Regions from separate parts of the Mus musculus genome. Here region 2 is linked to region 1. Evidence: chromatin loops called from intact Hi-C (ENCODE). Cell type or tissue: left cerebral cortex. All regions are shown on one strand. Links, peaks and the distances in the headings refer to the core of each region. The heading gives the core; the rest is flanking DNA.

Region 1 (9,612 bases), core at 980-8,979:
GCTTCAGTCTGCAATCTCTGCCACAGGTTCATGTGTTGAATCCCAGTAGCTGGTGGTGCTATCTGGGGAGGCTGTGGAAGCTTTAGATGATAGACTGGGGTCTTTGAAGGTCATTGCTCCGCTCCAGGTCCCTCCTCACTCTCTTCTTTCTGCCCACCCTTAGGTAATCAGCCTCCATCATACCTCCCCCCTGCCTCGAGGGGTTTTCTCGCTATGGACCCAGAATCTCAGAGCCACGTGACCAGGGGCTAAAGCAAGTCCTCCCTCTCTCCAGATGCTTTGCTCGGGTAACACAAAACTAGCTTACCCAACTTGTTATCTGTACTGGACACAGAAGTAGTAAGACTAACAGCAGCGGTGAAGGGAAGGAAATGTGAGTGCACAGCCTCTGGAAGGCACACTCATAGCTGGTTGCCCATCACTGGCTAGTTGAGACCTATTTGCTTCTCATGCAGACATCTCTGGATCAGGAAATGCTCCCATGGAAAAGGTAATATGTGACTTTTAAAAGTGTGTGTGTGTGTGTGTCTGTGTGTGTGTCTGTGTGTCTGTGTCTGTGTGTGTGTCTGTGTGTCTGTGTGTGTGTCTGTGTGTGTGTGTGTGCTTGCATGTACTGGTACACATGCATGCATGTGTATAAGTACTGAGGTCAGAGGTCACCACCAGTGTTTTCTAACTCTTCTTACCTTGGTTTTTGAGACAGGGTCTCCTACTAAGCTTACAGATTCAACTAGGCTGGCTGGCCACCAGGCCCCAGGGATGCTGGCTTCCTCTCCCTAGCTCTGGGATTACATGCACTCACCACTGGGCCCAGTTCATTACCTGGATGCTAGTGATATGAGCTCATGCTTACCCAGAGACCACTTTACTGACTGAGCCTTCTCCAGAACCCCTGAGGTAAAAGTCCTCCATTGAAATTCCAATTGGCAGAGAATGCATGTAACTGTCAGAAAATTAATGTCAATCAACAAGAAAAAGCAAAACAACAAATAGTAATAGCAAAATAGACAGTTTGTCACCAAGCAACACTCAGGACCAACTAATACATGAAAGGAGCAGAAGCAAAACGGAGGAGGCTTTGGACTATCAGATGCCTTGTGACTAGAAGCATCCTGGTTAGTGACAGTGGGTAGACATTTTCAACATTGTCTCTAGAGATGACCAACAGGAACAACTTGACATGAGGACACCCTTTTACCCACAACTAAGGGTATCCTGAAAATGTCCACACAGGTAGACTCTGGACACAGACAGAAATCCTCCAGTCAAACAAAGCCTGTGCAATGACACCAGTGGGGACCATCAGAGGGCTTCCTCTATGGCCCAGGCACTGGCTACTTGGCCGCCAATGGACTTGACCTTGAAGTTCAACTGGGAGTTGCCTCTGGCTCTTAGTTCAAATCCTATGACAAAGGCTGGTGGGCTAAGCCTATCTGTGCAAGCCAGCCAGCACAAGCAGTAGACAGTGGGATGGCTTACAAACCAGCCATCTTCCCATCATGTGATCACTGTTGCTCCAGTCGGTCAGAGGTGGAGCCCCAGCCACAGGTGTCGATAGTGTGAGGAGTCACAGATAGATAAAACTAGGGAAGGCTCCCACAGAAGGGTGTGTGACTGGAGGTAATTAGCATCTCCAATCCCAACAACAGGAACACTGCAGTCAGGATGAGTGTGCCTTATTCAAAGGGTAGCCCATGCCTGAACCACAAAATGTATCAGTGACCAGCTTCAAAACCATGGTAACTACGATATAATATATATAACTTATAATAACTCTAACTAATATAGTCACTGCACAGGGTCAGGCTGTTGGCCTTCCATCGCAGGTGGGAAGGGGCTCATGAAGCTCTACCCTAGCTAAGGAGCTATCGATAATCAATGGCTGCTGTGGGAGGAGGGCTCATTTCCCTTAGTCATAGGCGCTGGTGAGTTTTGAACAGTCCTCCGCTCATAGCCATTCAAGCATCCTCCATTAAAATCAGAGGATCACAAAACAACCTATGAAAATAGGAAAGACATGGCAGGGGCAAGGGAGGGAAAGGACGTTCAGTGGGAGTGGACTAAGAGAGGCTAGCGAGGGATGAATGTTGTCAAAATCCATTAAATCCATGTATAAAACCACAAGAAAACATAAAAGAAGAAATGACAAAAGGAAAAAAAAAGTGCAGGTTAAACGGATGGTTAGCAACAAAATCTACTTCTGCCACTTAACAGCTCTGTGTCCGTGGACAAGTAGCTCAGCTGCTCTGAGTGTTTCCTCAGTTGTACGAGGTAATTGATGCTACAAAGCTTTGGGTTACTGTAACAAAATACCAGACATAATGAATTTACAAAGAGGAAAGGATTCTTTTGGCTCCAGGATTTAGAGATGTCAACCAATGATTAACTAACTATATGTCTTTGTGCCTGTGGTAAGCAGTATGGCAGAGCACATGTCTGAGGAAAGCCATTCATCTCATGGCTGGGAATCTAAAGAGAGAAGAGGAAGGAGCCTGGATCCCTTCAGGCCACACCTCCAATGGCCCAACTCCCTCTCCCCACGTCCTGCCTCTTAATTCTACCACCTCCCAAGGGCACCAGGTGCCAGAAACCAAATCTTCAGCACAAGTCCTTCTGGACCCCAGCTATAGCCCAGCCCAACAAGCAAGTTCCCAGGGAAGCATACAGTGTCACAGCCCGTGGTCCAGGCCACAGGGAAACAGATACAGTGTCTACACCTTCAGAGCAAACACCAGGAATTATGGTCTTACAAGCACAGCCCCATGACAGGCAATGAGACTGACTCTGTGGGAAGAGCTGGCATGGTAGTGATCACAAGCAACAAATGGGGTCTAGAAACAAAAATAAAAAAGTCTAAAAATGGGGGTGTGGGTTGTAGTGAGAAGGTGGTCAGATCATGGGGTCATTCGGGAATATTCTAGCCTTTCTTCAGAGTATGCAATGAGTCTTCATTCTCTTTTATGTTAGATATGCTTCTCCTCCCCACCCCAGCATGATGTCATTGAGCAGCAGTGAATCATGTTTTGGTTTTTTTGGGTTTTTTTTGTTGTTGTTGTTTTTTTGCAGGCAACATGCTGGCTGTGTCCCCCAGGGTCTGAGAGAGAGAGAGAGCTGAGCCTAACATGGCAGATTTTAAAGGAACTGTGGAAAAGCCCCAGGGAGTGAGGCGGTAGCTTGTTTATTATTGCAGCATAACACATCTGCCCTGACTGGTGTAGTCAGGGCTCAGGGGAGAGCTGAGGAGTGGGGCTCACTTGAAGCCTTCCTCACTGGGTAGGTTGGAGCCTTGGTTTCTATTTCCAAAATGGCAGGGTAGGGGGCGGTGCGTGGACTTGGTTAGGATGAGGAAGGACTAAGACAGTATTTCCTTCCCTTTCTATGTCACCAAAACTTGGCCCTGCAAGCAAAGGTGCCACATCCATCCAGACTGCTGTCACCAAGGGAGAAGGACAGTCAATGATAGCAGCCACCTTAATCTTTATTCCAGAAATTTCACTTGATTTTCCTGGAAGGGGCCATGGGGATTTTCTTTATTACATTTTGAGGTTTCCTCTTTCCCTCTGTAGAGCCTGCATTTGTCCCCATTTCTACCAGCCCCACTGAGCAGCAGCAAACCAGGAGCTCTTAGAAGGAGTTTGTAGAGAATATCAAAGCCAGGTGCTCAGGGGAAGGGGGTTTGGGGGAGCAGTGAGACAAGAGCCTCCCAGGTGGGACCTACTTCTCCCCTCAGCAGGCCCCTCCCATCAACAGGCCCCTCCCATCAACAGGCCCCTCCCATCAACAGGCCCCTCCTATCAGCAGGCTCCTCCCCTAGAAGGCTGTAGGGTCTGGGACACCCCAGTGAGCAAAAGATGTCAGCCCTACCTCCTAAGTCTACAGGAACATATCTGAACAAATCTCCAATACATTATCGATCCAAAGGTCATCTTTATGAACCACTAAGAAAGAAAAAATGTTGCCAATTAAACCACAATACCAGACTTTGTTAGCACTCCAGCCTTTTATTTTGTATGTATCAAAAGAACTTCCTTAAACTTAGTGAGCCATAGGTTTATGATCATAGATTATGCATATAGAAAGTGGAAAATACCCACAAAACTAACTGGCCAGAATATCTCCACACATCTTCACACCAGAGCCTGACACTGCAAGTCGCTTTTAGCTTGGAGTCACTAATATTTTTTTGCGTGTTCATTGGCCAGTCTCTTCTAGGGAAACAAGAGGAGCTTGGTGACAGAGCTTTCTGTAAGAGGTTTCCGGCATTGACGCCCATCAGGTTCTGATGCAGGCGCAGTCTCGGCTGTTGTTCCTCAGGAGCTGCCTGCCTTGCTGTTTTGGTTGGGTTTGTTTTTTAATTCTATTTGCTTCTTTATATTAATGAGTGTTTTGCCCGCATGCATGTCTGCACGCCACATGCATGCAGTGCCCAAGAAGGACAGAAGGTTGTGAATCACTGTGTGAGAGCTAAGAACCAAACCCAGGTCCTCTGGTAGAGCAGCAGGTGCTCAGCGCTGAGACATCTCCTCCACTTTGTTTTCTGAGACAGGATCTCTCAACCGGACCTAGGGCTCAATGGTTAGGCTCAGCTGCTTAGCCAGTGAGTTTCCAGTGGCTGACCTGTCTCCGCTTAGCCGATGCTGAGATCAGAAGCACAAACCCCTCAGTCTGGCTCTTTAACATGAGTCAGGGAATCAAACTGAGGTGCTTGAGCTTCCAAGACAAGCACTTTACCCTTGAGCCATCTCCCCAGCCCACAATGCTGACATTCTTAAAAATCTGATAGACAATTGTGTCACACTCCCAGCAGTACCAGCAAAGACTATGGGATGTCATTGATTGTAATGAGAAAAATTAATTCCAAAGTGTGAAAACGTGGAGAGAAAAACTATACTCCGTTAAGTCAATTGACCTGCACACCTTCCCCCAGTCTACATTTGAGGCAAAAAGAGAAGAACCCAGGGTCAGAAAGGGTTAAACTCCAGTTCCAGCCATATCTCTCCCTAGCTATGTGATGTAGCAGTCAGGGTGGGCTGGGATCTGCTGCAATAACAAACAGTACCCAGAATCATCTGTCTGCACGCACATCTACTGCAGGCTGGGCAACATGACAGAGGGATGTCCTCCAGGCTCAAACAACAGTTTCGGGGGTGTGGGGGGGAGCCTAGGAGAACACAGAGGAAGTTTCCTGTTTTGGACTGAAAAGGTTTACTCTCACCTCCACTTCCCTTTGCCGGAACAAAATAAACAGTCTTAGCTAACTGCAAACGGCTGGAAAGTGAGATTTACTCAGGAAGAGGAAAAGAATAAAATATGCCAATAGTACCATCTAGAACAGTGACCTCATGGAATTCGTTAAGCCTTCCCAAGCCTTGCTTGCTTGGTTCTGGTAGAAAAGACTATACTGGACCTGTCCCACCATGCAAAGGATACCGGGGACCACTCTGAAATGTTTCTGTCACAGGAGCACAGCTTGAAAACTCTGGCTGGGACTCACACCTGCACCTTCCCACCTGGAAAGGACTGGCAACTTCTCCCTCATCCGCCCCACCCCCATCACCTCTTAGGCCAAATAGTCGTAGCCCCCACCCCACCCCTATCTGCTTTTCTAATACTCATTAGATGACTCTGGACCCCAAAACTACTTACTTTCCTCCCAAGAGAGGAGCAGCCACACCCAGGAATCAGTCTTGGCCAGCAAGGCCTCCAAGACAGCTGTTGGGCCCGGCTCTGGAAGTTTCTCCCCTGGCAACTATGTGGGTGGCTCTGAGCCAAAGAAGTCCTCGTGGCAAAACTAGCAGGAAAGAGAGGGCAAAGATTCAGGCCAGGCCTCCGGTGTCCTACCCCAGCTCTGCCCACTGGGAACCCCCAGCACCATAGAGGACCCACAGATAAGCTTGGGGAACAGAGGAAATGCTGTTTGCTAATGGAATGTGGCCAGGACAGGCAGGCCTTCCAGAGCACAGCCTTGCTGCTTGGTGCTGGCCTGGGGGTGGAGGAGATGAGACTGGAGCTAAACCTGCAAATTCCTGGAACAGGGTGGAAAGAGCGCAGCACTGAATCCGAATCCCAAGCAAATGGGTTCCCCTCACACCCTTTGTCAACACTCAAAATCATTTTCAGCCTCCAACTATAACTCTATGTTACAAGCTGTGCCTTAGGGGGAAAGGGGGGGGGGGCAGAGAGCGCAGGACTCCCAAAACTTAAAACTGTGTTTGTGGTGCTGGGGGGGGGGGGGGACGCCAGGGACTCCCACTTGGTCAACAGGTACTTTATCTACTATCCAACAACCTAGCCCAGAGCTCAGCAATGTTTTAAAGCTTTCTGGAGAGCTTAGGCACAGCTGGAGTCCGGATCCAGGGAGCCATGCACTGTCCCCTGTACACTGCGGACCCTCACCACACAGCCTCACGGAGCCGCGAAGGTTGGTCTAAGGCGCAGAAAAGCTGCCCACTACCCGAAGTCGACTGGCAGGAAATCTGAAGTTATTCAGGCCAAATCCAGAAAGAGAGGAGAGTAGGAGGGCAGAAAAGGCGGGAGCGCGAGAGCGAGCGGAAGGGTGCATGGGTAGGTGGAAGACACTGTGAAGAGATGTGCAGAGGGAATGGAGGAATGAAATCGGGAGAGGACGGGAGGGAGGGAGGGAGGGAGGGGAGAAGGAAGGGAAAGAGAAAGGGAGGGGAGCTGCACATAGGTTCGATGAAACAAAGGGAGAAAAGCCGAATAAATGAGTCACAGATGGGGTGGGAGGGAGGGAGAGGAGCGCGAGGCTCCGCGCTAGACCTGCTAGGGACTTAGGACGCCGCTGCAAGCGCGGGCTCTGGTCGCAGGCTCGCAAACCTGAGCACGCGCGCAGTCTCAACTCGTGGACGCCGCTCAGGCTCTAGCAGTCATAAGGCCTGGGTGCCCCCTAGCGGTCATATGTGGCACTGCAGCGGCGGTGTGGCGGGACCTTGCACTCTTCCCTAGGGATGTGCGCTGCACCGAGTTCCCGAAAACTCCTCCTTAAAAGCCACTTCCTTGCTCTCGCTACAAACCTTAGGACCTCCTGCCCTGGCATCCTCTGGAGAGCAGAAAGATAAGCGCTTCCTAACGCTCTTTTCTGAAAAGGCTTCCTATTCCCTTCCGTGAAAACGGATCAGTAAAGGTGGGGGGGAGAGAAAATGGTTTGAGTTAATTTAAACTGTGTCTGCCGCGGGCAGCAATCCAAGAAAGGGTTTCCTTTTTTTTTTTTTTTAAGTCCTGGTGGAAGCATCAAGGGAAGCTCTTTGCTGCAGCCCAGCGGCCAGATGGAGCCAGGTTAGTCCAATGTGGAGGCTGCGGGGAAGAAGTCTCAGGCAGCCAGGAAGCCTAGGCCTGGTGGTGCCAGAGAATCACTGGGAATGACAGTGCTCATACTCGCTTGCAAACCCAGCATTCAGAAAGCAGAAGCAGAAATAGAGCCACAAGTTCAAGGGCAGCCTGGCCTCAGGACACAGCAATACCAGACTGAGCACTTTCCCCTCCCAGGCTGTTTGCATAGGTGAGCTTATTTCATGGCCAGAATCTTTGACGTTAGTACTATGTGTCTCCGTGTCACAAGGAGGAACCAGAGACCCTCAGGAATTAAAGGCACCCAGCTAACAAGTGGGTATTAAGCTGCTGGACCTTGTAGAACTTCAGGCTTCGGCTCTGCCTCATGGACAAAGCATGTGGGAAGTGTCTGGAGGCTCTCTCCAAAGTGACCCTGCCAGTGAGTACCCCGGGATGACCCTGGCTGTGGGTGAGGCTGATGACATCACAGTCCCTCCCACCTGTCGTCTCCCTCTGTGCTCCTCCACATCAAGGGGCACAGCCTGCCACTGGCATGGAGTCCCCAGCTTCTTCATCCGTTCAGCAGAGTGTTCAGAGAGTGTCTCCTCCGTGCCAGGCTGTGCTAGAGAGCCAGGAGACCAGACCGTGGCAAACACTAACTAGTAACAACCTGTGATAAACAGATCAGCCAGCAAATGCACAGTGTGGCTGCACATTTGCATGTGACAAGATTATGTACTAAGAGATGGCCTGGCCTAGGGACACCGATGTAAAAGCTCTTATTGGAAGCCGCCTCGAACTCAGAAGTTTACAACTATGCCCCAGCTCCCCCGCCCCATCCCTGGCCCTTCTTCATACCTGGAGTCTTAGACAAGGAAGCTAGGAGAGAATGAGGACCATCCCTCAAGGCGTTTGAACTTGACCCTGGCTCTAGACGGGAGATCATAGTGACTGTACAGCTCTCTCAGTGCTCAGCGCTTGACTTTGTTTACATCCTCACCACTGATCTCTGCAGTAAGCTTTTGAGGTAGATGCTCTTGATAAACCTGTATTTCCAGGCTCTAAAACCAAGGTGAACAGCTCCGTGGGGCACCAAGATTTTAGGAGGAAAGGGTTTTGTGGCACACAGTTTCAGGGATTTCAGTCCATGGTCACCGGCTTGCTGGCACATTGTGGTGGGAACATGTGACAAAAGAGAACATCCAGGAAGCAAAAGACAGAGGCTGAAGGACTGGGAGCTCCAATATCTATTTAGAGGCCACACCCCCATGACTTACTTCATGTCACTGGGCCACCTTCTAAAATTTCCAGCACCACTCACAGGCTGGGGACCAAGCCTCCAAATCCAGCTTCCAGCATCAACAACACACATTCCCTAGATAGTAGCCAGGGAGGCAAAGAAAATGTCAGCTCAGATCACTCGCCTCTTCTGTTAGGGACCAATGGAGGCAACACAGAAATAAAAGATCGCAGACAGGCATCTCCAGAAACAATTGCTCTTTAGCCAAAACATCTGGAGGTCTGCAGCCTCTCCATAGAGGTGAGACTGTGCTCACATGATGTTGGGGGGGCGGGTATTGAGGTCTTATAGTATGGAAAATGGGGAAGGTTAGGGCTGGAAGAGTCCATCTGGGGTCAGTTCCCCAGCAGTCAGGACATGGTAGAGGGTTTGGCCTGTGGATCTCCTTATTAGATGCTTTCACAGGTGTTATCAGACAAGTCAGCTTTCCTTCGGGACCCCTCGGTCCACCTGAGGCTTGTAGGTCATTAACCTTCCACCTTCAGCAGCTCTAGACTGGGAGTGGCACATACACTGTGATGACACCATGTACCCCTGACCTGGACAGCTTTTGTTCTGTAGTCTACTCTTCAGGCATTCATGTGCACATAAGGGTGTGGATACATGCACACACATAAAGGCACGCACACACACACACACACACACACCTTTGCCTTCTGCTCTCTAATGTGTGGAAGATTTTGACCAATAGGCAGTGCCAGCAGAGTGGACAGGGATATTCTCCCCCGTCTTCCTGTCCGCTGAGCTGTGCCAATAGCAACAGAGTCCCTCTGAAGAGAGCTGTAGGGACCTCCTCCAGCTGCCACTCATACTGGGGGGTTCCAAAGGCTCCCACAGAAGTTAGAAGCAACTCAAAGAGTAACAGGAACCCTCAATTGACTGAGCCTTTTCCCACCACTCAAAGAACGGACATAGGGTAAATGAATGATAACGTGAATGAGTGAAGTGACTTATAGTCTCTACACAACTCAACTATGGACTAAGGATCATCACCCTGCCAAGCCCTTCCATAGGGTATGCTA
Region 2 (9,612 bases), core at 724-8,723, 270 kb before region 1:
TTTTTGTCATTGTTTTGGAGACTAGGATGTTCAAGGTTGAGGTGCCAGCACCTGGCAAGAGCCTTGCTGTTGTAACAATCCATGGAGAGCAATCAGAAGGACAGATGAACAAGAGGTGGGATTCATACCCCTAAGCCCCACCTTGGTGTTGGTCCTCTTCTAAGGGCAGAAGCCCCCATGGCTTAGTCACCTCTCTAATGTCATCCCCTGGTACTTGCACTGAGGAGTCAGTTTCCAACACAGGCTTTGTGCTGGGAGACAGCACACCCACCTCTTTTCACAGAGAGAATGATTTCCCCTAGGAAGCTGAAATGCCTTTCTGTGGGATGCTTCCAACCCCCTACCCATGGTCCTCTTCATCCCAGGATCTGGAAGCATGCAAGTACCCAGATGGACGAGTCTCCGAGAGACGGTCGTGCCTGGTGCAGCTTCACACAGGGAAGCTGACACCACGTCTTCAAACATTTTTAATTGCCCTGTCAAGCTGACAATTATAGAACTAATTATTGAGGAGACAATACCAGATACACTGACTGAATCAAGCGTCAACTGAGTTTTTATGTAATTATGCAATTTAATGAATTGAAGGCTACAGTAATGGACTATTGCTGGTTAATTAGGGACTCCCTTTCTGCTAATAATGCCATTTATTTTCGACTCTCGGTATTTATTTTCAGCATCTAAAGCCTTGGACACGTCTTCCTCTGACACTGACATGTTGAGTGGTTTTCTGAGGGCTTGGCTAACAATTGTGTTATTTATAGGCAGCCATCTTCTTCCATTCTCTGGCTGAAGAACTCCAACTGGTTTCTGTTTTATTGCATGCATCTCATTTAGTCCCTGTGCCTAATTATCCTGCTACTGGGTGAAGTGCTCGTGTTTTTCTTTCTGTGTTGAGGCAAAAAGAAAAGTAAGGGATTGTGGCAGAAGATCATTGGCCTGCATCGTATCAAGGTTAACCCTCATTCCTTTGCAGCTGTGGGTTTCTCTGTGTGGTGCTGGGGATGGAACCCAGGGCCTCTTGCGTGCTAGACAACTGCTTTACCACTGAGCCACAGCCCTAGCACTGGAGTCTGTTTTCATTTCTTACCATCTTCTTGATTTCTTGCCTAGCGTGTTGTGTTCTCAAACTGTAGAGAAACAGCTTTTAGTCAGTCTGGGCCCAGGGGTGGGGTGAGGATAGGGCGTTTTCATGTGAAGATGCTTTGGGCTGTCCCGGTGAGGACATTGCTAATCACGGCTGATGAGTGGAAACCTGGATGTGGCAAAACATAAAGTCACACACAGGATGCCAGGCACAGGCTCAACTTGCCCAGGAACTTGTCAATTATCTCGTCAACGTGTCTGAAGATGAGAAACTCTGGCACAGAGTATCAATAACCATGAAGTAAGTTGATTTTCACCAGCCCAGCTTTAAGGAGGAAAACAAATATTTCACAACATCTAAAACATGATGGAACTGTCAAAAGTATGTGAAGCCAACGACATAAATTGTGAAACATGAGTCACAGGGATGTTTGCTCTTCAGCAGTTAAAATATTTGGAAAGAATTGAAAAAAACTTATAATGACTGTTCCCTGTGCAAAGCCAGTCTCTAGTGTCCAAACCTGGTTGCTCCAAGTGGGTCTTAGACAAAGCTGATCATTGGTGGAGGACATGGGAGAACAATGGTCAAGGTTTTGTTACGCCAAGTTTCTCCGCTGTGGTTGTGAGCCTAGCCTTTAAAGGCTGAGTCATCTCTCCAGCCCAAATTTCCCCCTTTGTAAGATTCAATTATGCCAGCTTTCCAGGAGGACATTTTTGTGGGTCTAGTACCCCATTTCTCACTTGTTTTCTGTCAGTTGATAGGACTGGGCATGGGGTTTATAGAAACCATGATCTGGCTGATCTTTGAGGCTGTTCTCTGGCACCATTGAGTAGTCGTGTGGGTCTGAGGGATCTCAGAGCTAACCCATGACTGCTGATGAACATCTGTGAAGACTAAACCTGGAGCTTGGAATGGTAACATCAAGACACTGATAAATCTATCTTGGCCGTCTCAAAGAAGAAGTTACTCCAAGATGGGCAATCACCAAAGGGAAGGGAGAAGGAAGAACAGGGTGGAGAAGGAGGCTCATCATTCCTACCCAGGTCCCACATCATTGCTCCTAAGCACCCTCTTTTCTCTGCTCTTTTTCCTTGGAAGACTGTCCTCTCTTCCCCTGCTACCATGTTTAAGCAGAGGACTCTCAACTTCATATCCTCAGGCCAGCGAGACACTTCCAATTACATGCCCCAATAACTCTACAAAATGTACCTGCTCACAGCTGTGTCTCCTGCTACCCAGCCCTCCCTTTTAGTCCTTGGACTATTGTTACTGCTGATGCCTTGCTTGTATCCCTCCCATCTACATCCCTGCCCTCTTTCCTCACTCCTCCACATACTCTGTCCCTCAGACCATACCTATACCTTCCTTCTGCCATGCTTCCACAATTGCTCAAATGCTGCATCCATCCCCTTTTCCCAGATCTATGCCCCCAGAGACCCCCAGAGATCTGAGGGGCCTCTTCTTTCATGCTCTCAGCACCCTACTCTCCATTAAAATAGTTTACTTTGGTTGCTGCTATAGTGTCTCAAGTTTTTTCAAAGACTTATTTATTTATAAATATGGGTGCTCTGTCTTCCTGAGGACATCAGATCCTGCTATATAGATGGTTCTGAACCACTGTGTGATGCTGGGAATTGAACTCAGGATCTCTGGAAGAGCAGCTAGTGTTTTTAACCTCTGAACCATCTTTCTGATCCCACCACTCATCTTCTCGTGTGTCACCTTTACCAATCATCCTCTATGCTCATGGTTTGTCCTTAAAGTGAGATATTATTAACTCCTTCCTGCGGATGAGGGAATTAAGGTTAGACAGCCCGGGTCTGTGGTTCAAATGAGAGGAGACAAAACAAAAAATAACAAGAAACATACAAACAAACAAAACAAAAAACAAAACAACCAGTCCCATCAGAATGGGAATCTGATTCTGCCGTGCTGGCCACAAAGCCTTATTACTGAGTGAGTTGCTGGCACACCATCTGTCCTGCCTCCCACACCAGAAAAATAGTTCCTTGAAGATGGAATATATATCTTTATGTTGGTGTCCCCAGTAGCCAGAGATGGCATCTGAGCATCAAGGAATGTTTGACTGGCTTAATGAGTAAGAGGGCACTTGGAATCTCACTCCTCTTTTGGAGCATTAAGAACTTTTTTTTTCCGTAAAGGATGGGGCTGAGACTCCATCAACACTCAGATGCTATTATGCTGAAACTCTAACGAGCTCCCTCCAGCTCATAAACTCCAAAAAATAAGTGACTCATCTGTTTCTGTCCTTGCACCAGTCGTTTCCCATCTAGAAAGAGCTCGATCATGCACCGCTTGCATTGTCCAAGGAGAGATGCCAAGTGAACCAAGCTTAAGGAAATCATTTTCTCTGCCTTCATTGCTTTCCGTGTCAGACATCTCAGTCAATGAATAAATGACACAAAGAGTTGCAGGTAACCCAGCCCTCCTTCTCCTCACAGCAGCTCCTGCTTAAAGTGTGTGTGTGTGTGTGTGTGTGTGTGTGTGTGTGTGTGTGTGTGTGTGTAAAGAAAAAAAGGAAAACTTTATGACAAAGGCAGGAGAGAAGCAAAGTTGGCAAATCCGACTAGATTGGCAGTTTCTCCTCCAACATTGGACTCAAAGTTGGTCTAATTAGCTGAGCTGAGACTAGAAAAGAGATTCCTGCAGGGCTTGCTCCCTCTCGGAACTCTGTGGTAGCAAACCATCTGGAAGACTATGGCAGTCGCAGGATGTTTAATGAACTAAGTGGATCTAGGTACAAGGCATCCCCGGATGCAGCAGTGCTGGCCACTGAGAAGTGGGAAACTGGGGTGGGTGGAGTATGGACAGTAGAGCACTCTATATGACAGAAACAACTCAGGGGAGGAAAGAGCCCTTCAGCTCACATCTCCAGAGGGTTTCATGATGGCAGGGGAGGCCTGGCAAGTAAAGTGTGTGACAGCAGCAGTTCCCACTGCAGCAGGCCAGGAAGCAGAGAGGGTGATGAGAATTAGAGTCCTCACAACACCTTCAGAGGTCAGAGTGTTCCCATCATCCTGTGGAAAGCTTCCTTTAATGTCATGGACAAAGACCACGACAAGTGACTTACTTATATGCCAGTCGGATCTGACCTCCTGAATGTCCCACAGCCTCCCAACAGAGTGTCATCTGCTAGAGAACACCCGTTTCAACCAGGAGCCAGAGGGAGACATTTCAGATTCAAACTATAACTAATAAGTCCTTTCCTAGGGCGTCTTCCCCCCGGACACACACAGTGGTGGTCACTACACACAACCCCTGATGTCCTGTCATGCTCAGCCCTGCCTACAGTGGCCCAGGTTCACACTACCTTCAGTAAGAAGGGATAGAAGCAGCAGAGAACCAGGTGGCAGGTACCAATCAAAGTTTGATAGGTGGGAAGATGACAATTTCTATTTGTCCATAGCAAACCTTGAACAAATGGCTAAAAAAAGCAATAAACGAAATTATCTATCCTAGAGAGAAGGAAGCTGTGAGAACCCATAGGGAATTTAAGACCCAAAAGCACCTGGGTGGAAGAGCACACCCGCAGTGCAGGTCCAGTGGACAAGTGAGGGGGTAGGGGAGAAAAGGAGATGTGCACAACTCCAGAGTGCAAAGGAAAACCAGGCACAATGTAAGGTCCAGCACCTATAGAGGACCCAGATTCAACCGGAGTCAGGTGGCCCAGGGGACTCTGGAGATCCCAGCACAGGTCTCAGCTAAAGGAGCAGCTGCCAGCCAGCCACAGCCCACCATTGCCACATATTGCTCCAGTCTCAACACTGCAAGGTCTTCCACTGTTCCAAGAGAAGCCAGAAACCCAGAGCGTGCGTTAAATCCCACACAGCTGAAGTGTTGGCACTACTTCCACATATTTTAAGATACTTTACAGACGAAACGAGACTGTCTGACGGCTAAATGTAAATGTGCAGCCTCCTTGCTTGAAACGGCTGCAACACAGAGATCCTCTGGTGGGACAGCATGACGGCTCCATGGTGACAGTGTGACAACAGTAATTTCAAACATGATCTCCTCTGGCTACCAAGAATTTCACTGTATAGGAAACTGGAGAGTGTCTTAGAATATAAATACAGATACATAGATAGAAAGATAGATGACAGGTAGGTGACAGAGAATGAAAGAAAAGCAAGCAAGAAAGAAACAAAGAAATAAAGAAGGAAGATGAGTGGATAGACAGATGACAGGTAGATGATAGAAAGACAGATAGGTTGATGGATAGATAGATAGATAGATAGATAGATAGATAGATAGATAGATAGATAGATTAATAACAAATGCAAATATCAGGGGATTCCAAAAGGCTCTGCTCATCCCCTCACTCATCACAATCCTAGGCACCTATCAGTCTCCATGGAGCAACCTGTAAGCAATGGCCACTGGAAGAGGGCAGGTGGTTGCTCTCACCCCTGGCCTTTGTGTTGAGGTCACTAAGATGTTCTCCACAGTCTCCCAGAGTCCCTTGATATGCAGGTCTCTGCTCACCCCCTCTTGATTATTGGTGCATCCTTCACTAGCTTCCCTGCTTCTCTACCTCATAACGCCAGTTCTCCATCAAGCTCTCTAGAATCACCTCCCAGATGAACGCTATGACACCTCTCCTGCACCATGCTCTGCCCCTTGGAAAACCAAACCCAGGCAGTAGATGTCCCAGCACAAGAACTGAATTTCTGAGGCAATGATGGTGGATGTGGAGGGTGTTCTGAAAACAAGGAATGGGCACCACACAAGTTGTTCAGGAGATCCTGAAAACAAACTCTGGGCTTTAACAAATCTTCCAGAATCAATCAATCTGTCTCTCTCTGTCTCTCTGTCTCTGTGTGTGTGTGTGTGTATCTCTTTATCTATATCTCTCTATGCCCTCTATGTGTCTCTTCATGTATCTCTCTTATCTTCCTGTATCAACATCTCCTTCAATATCTCTCTTCTCCTCTTCCTTCTCCTCCTCTTCCTCCTCTTCGTCTTCCTCCTTCTTCTCTCACTCCCTCCCTACCTCCTTTCCTCCCCCTTCAACACTCTTCTGAGTCATTGGCCTGTACTATAAATAAATAAGTTTTTCTATTCTCTAGCAAGGAGTTAATGATATGTAAATGAAGCCCTGGGTATATATAGGAAGACCATGCACAAAAGGACCTGAAGCAGTTCCCTTCATAGAGGTTCAAACACTACTTGTGCAGACACCCTATCCTCAGTGTGGTGAACTCTGAGGAGCCTCTTCTATGCTGAGGTTCATCTCTCTTGAGTCACCTTTGTCACTTTGCCATTTACCTGAATACAACTGATCCACAAAGAATTTTTTAAAAATCCCCAGCAAGCCAGAATTTCCACCATGAATCCACACTCTCCTCTACAAGTATGAAAGCAGCCGTGCTTACATACACTGTTATGGAAATGTATGTCAGTGTAACACTACAGCAGGTTCAAGGGTGTACAACATCTGCTTTCATGGAACTGCTATACAGAACAGGCAAGGACATGCTACTACAGCACTGCTCATGAATGTAATAGTATATAGCAACCAATACCCACTACATGTCCAAGTTTAGTATATCCATGTGTATCCTCTATGGTAATTCTGTGAGTACAAATATTGTACATCCTTAAATCCCACTTTAGTGTTACATTGGTGTGTGTTTCTGTAACAGTGTATGTAAATATGGACATTTACCTACAATGTGTTTGGACATGCTTTTAAATGTGTGTGTGTATCATCTATTATCTATCATCTATCATTTATCTATCTCCCTACCTATCTCTCTATCTATCTCTATCTATCTATCTATCTATCTATCTATCTATCTATCTATCTATCTATCTATCTATTATCTGTATATTTGTCATCTATCTCTCTCCCTTCTCTCCCTGATCCCTCCTCTGAGTCACTGGCATTTCATTCTATCTTCCAAGATTTCTTCCTCTGCTCTATGTCAATGAATGAACGATACACAAATGGCATGTGGCAGCATGCCACCTCATTCACCATGCACCCATTCCAGAGCAGAGCCTGACCCATGGACATGCTACCCAACCGATGCTTAGAGGTTCTGCACTTGCCACACCTTCTACCTCACACCCAGCAGAGGGAAAGCTCCAGGATGAACTTCTTTCTAAGGACTGAGAACAGGAGGGGCACCCAGCATCGGACAGAAGCGATTCTGCAAACAGGCCTGGGGAAGGGATTGATGATAACTTTTCTGGGGGCCAGGAAAGAAGGCAGTTTCCCATTTCCAAATACTCGAGAAAGTATTCTCAGAAGGCTGGAGACCTTCCTCCTCCCTCCTTTGTCCACCCTCCACCTCTGCAGACCCTTCAAACCTTCCAAAGCTCAGTAGGCCTACCTTGCACAAGAAAGTTAGTTTCTCACAGCAGTGTCCAAGCCAGGCCCAAGTTGATCTTCTGGACAGTGGTACATTATCTCCCAAAATTGGCTTCCTTATTCTTCAACTTCCCTCCTTCATGTGCATCAATGCAGAGCAAGTTTCAGAGTTGTTGTTGATATAGGAAAGAGCAACTAGAGGCTGTGGCATCTGCCTGTTGTGGGAACAGCAGAGGCTGAGACAAGCCTGATGGTCCTTCAGGAATCATTCAGGAGGATGTAAGATAGAGTATACAGTAGGTATCAATGCAACCCAGTAAGTGAACGTGAAGCAGGCTAATGGAAGTGGGATGATGTATGCCTGGCCATGCCATTTGTTAGAATTCCATGAGTAGAGAAAGGATATGCTGAGCAGAGCTGCAGACTGTGACTCCCCTGAGTGGAGCATTGCCTGAGACCAGAGTTCCCAAACAAGACTAAACGTAAAACCACTAAGGGAGATGTAAAACCTATATTCATTCCAAGGCTTCCCACTGAACAGTCTGGGGAAAGGACAGAGTAATTCCAAAGTTCCATGGGCCAGTTTGGGAATCACTTCCTGTGACATAGCCTTGATTTCCTGAGTTGAGTCATTACCTGATTTTATACTAGCACACACTGTGTAAAATTGTTTTGTGTGGGTAAAATTCACAGTGTAATGTGGAGAAGTATAGTAGAAAGTTCTGATCATGGAAGCTGAAATCTCACTTGTAAAGCCATCTTGTTGGACAAAGCCATTGTGTTCCAAGCCAGGGTACTTGTTGAGTTGTGAAAACTTTTCTTCAAACAAAATCAAAGGGCCATCAATTCCAACAAAGTTAAGAAAACATAACTTGGAAATCCTCATAGGGGAAAAAAAAACTAATGGGAAGTAAATATGACAGCTATTACTTTCAATGTCTGGTGAATCTCTGTGGAGTGGACAAGAGATCCAGGGTGACGTGAGGGTAAGGAGGCATGAGATGACAGAACAGCTGTGCATGGGATATGGGTCACTTACAATAATGAAGCAAGATGACATGATAAAACACACACAGAGGACTAGTGTGAAGCTCTGAACGTAGAAAGCAAAGAAATTGAACTATAGTCATATGACCAAAACTGGACAATCCAAAGGGCTGCACCCCCAAATTAGGAACTAGAATGGAGTACCCCAAGACTCACTCATGTCATACTCCTCATGCTAGTTTGGAATGAGTTTACCTTGTATTCCCAAAGTGATCAATTAGCATAGAAACTATCCCTAGGTTGCTAGGATCCCTAGATAACCTGAAGTAGAAAGTATTCGTGGGCAAGAAAGATGTCCTCTCACACCTGCCCACCCAGGAGTCCCCCAGGTAAGTGTCACTAAAGAGGTTCTCAATCCAACAATTTCAAAATGGGCAACAGTGCACCATGGGAAAAGTGTCTACCCTGAGGGGATACTAGACCCAGTAGGATTATAAGCCTGGGAATCTTAAGCCAGGAATCGAAGCAGCAGAAACCATATCATGTGAGAGTTCAGGAAGCATCCCCGTGTGTGTTCACCACACAAAACTCGAGCTATCTAGGTAAGTTGGAGACATCCCAGGATGTCTCCAAGATACCTGGGTGTCCCTAGAACACAGATAGGCTACTGCTGCAACAAGACCTGGGGATTGGGCCAGTTCCCAGAGCTGGCTTTCCCCTGCCTTTTGCTCTCCCCCTTTCAAACAAATGTGCTGAACCACAAGGAGCAGTAAGCCCTCAAAAGAAATGTAGCAATGCTTCAACGGTCTCATAGTTGAGACATTTTCTGAGGGACAGGAGGGTGGGTAACATATACCACTGGAACACACTGAAAAAAGAATTGACTCGAACCAGAGGTAGGGCAGAAAGGGATGTCATGGGAGTTGGTTTTGCTCTTTGAAGCAACATGCACTTTAAAACTTACAAATTCCTGATTTCTGGAACTTTCCATTTAATACTGGCAGTAACAGCAGATAACTATGACCACAGAAAGCTGGACTTTTAAGTAGTACTCTACCGGTGATTGCTCTTGAGCCCAGGACCTGGGGAAGCTTTCCTCAGCTGTTCAGCGGCTACATTGGTTGGGAGAAGTCCCATGACCTCTGGCTGCTATTTCCTCATCTGCCAACCTGCACTGCTCCTCAGTGGGTCACTGGAAGTA

The links. Peaks named below come from ENCODE experiments on the same cell type or tissue, not always from the same donor. Only the 100,000 strongest peaks of a DNase experiment are listed, where the experiment ranks them.
Region 2: a loop joins it to region 1, with 16 times the contacts of the local background. A loop is called at or near these places in 3 of 42 quality-filtered maps.

The regions. Positions count from the first base shown.
Region 1 is chr7:125,386,931-125,396,542 of GRCm38, forward strand. No RefSeq gene overlaps it. Among named protein-coding and RNA genes, the nearest start is that of Gm30560, 6.2 kb to the right of the region's middle. In left cerebral cortex, for the core only: CTCF peaks have their summits at 6,949 (motif pointing left) and 7,148; DNase peaks (open chromatin) are centred at 5,908, 6,556, 6,920 and 7,215; H3K4me3 peaks cover 947 bases; H3K27ac peaks cover 1,011 bases.
Region 2 is chr7:125,112,443-125,122,054 of GRCm38, forward strand. No RefSeq gene overlaps it. Among named protein-coding and RNA genes, the nearest start is that of Gm30501, 93 kb to the right of the region's middle. In left cerebral cortex, for the core only: no CTCF peak of the experiment used is centred there; DNase peaks (open chromatin) are centred at 3,119, 3,334 and 4,936.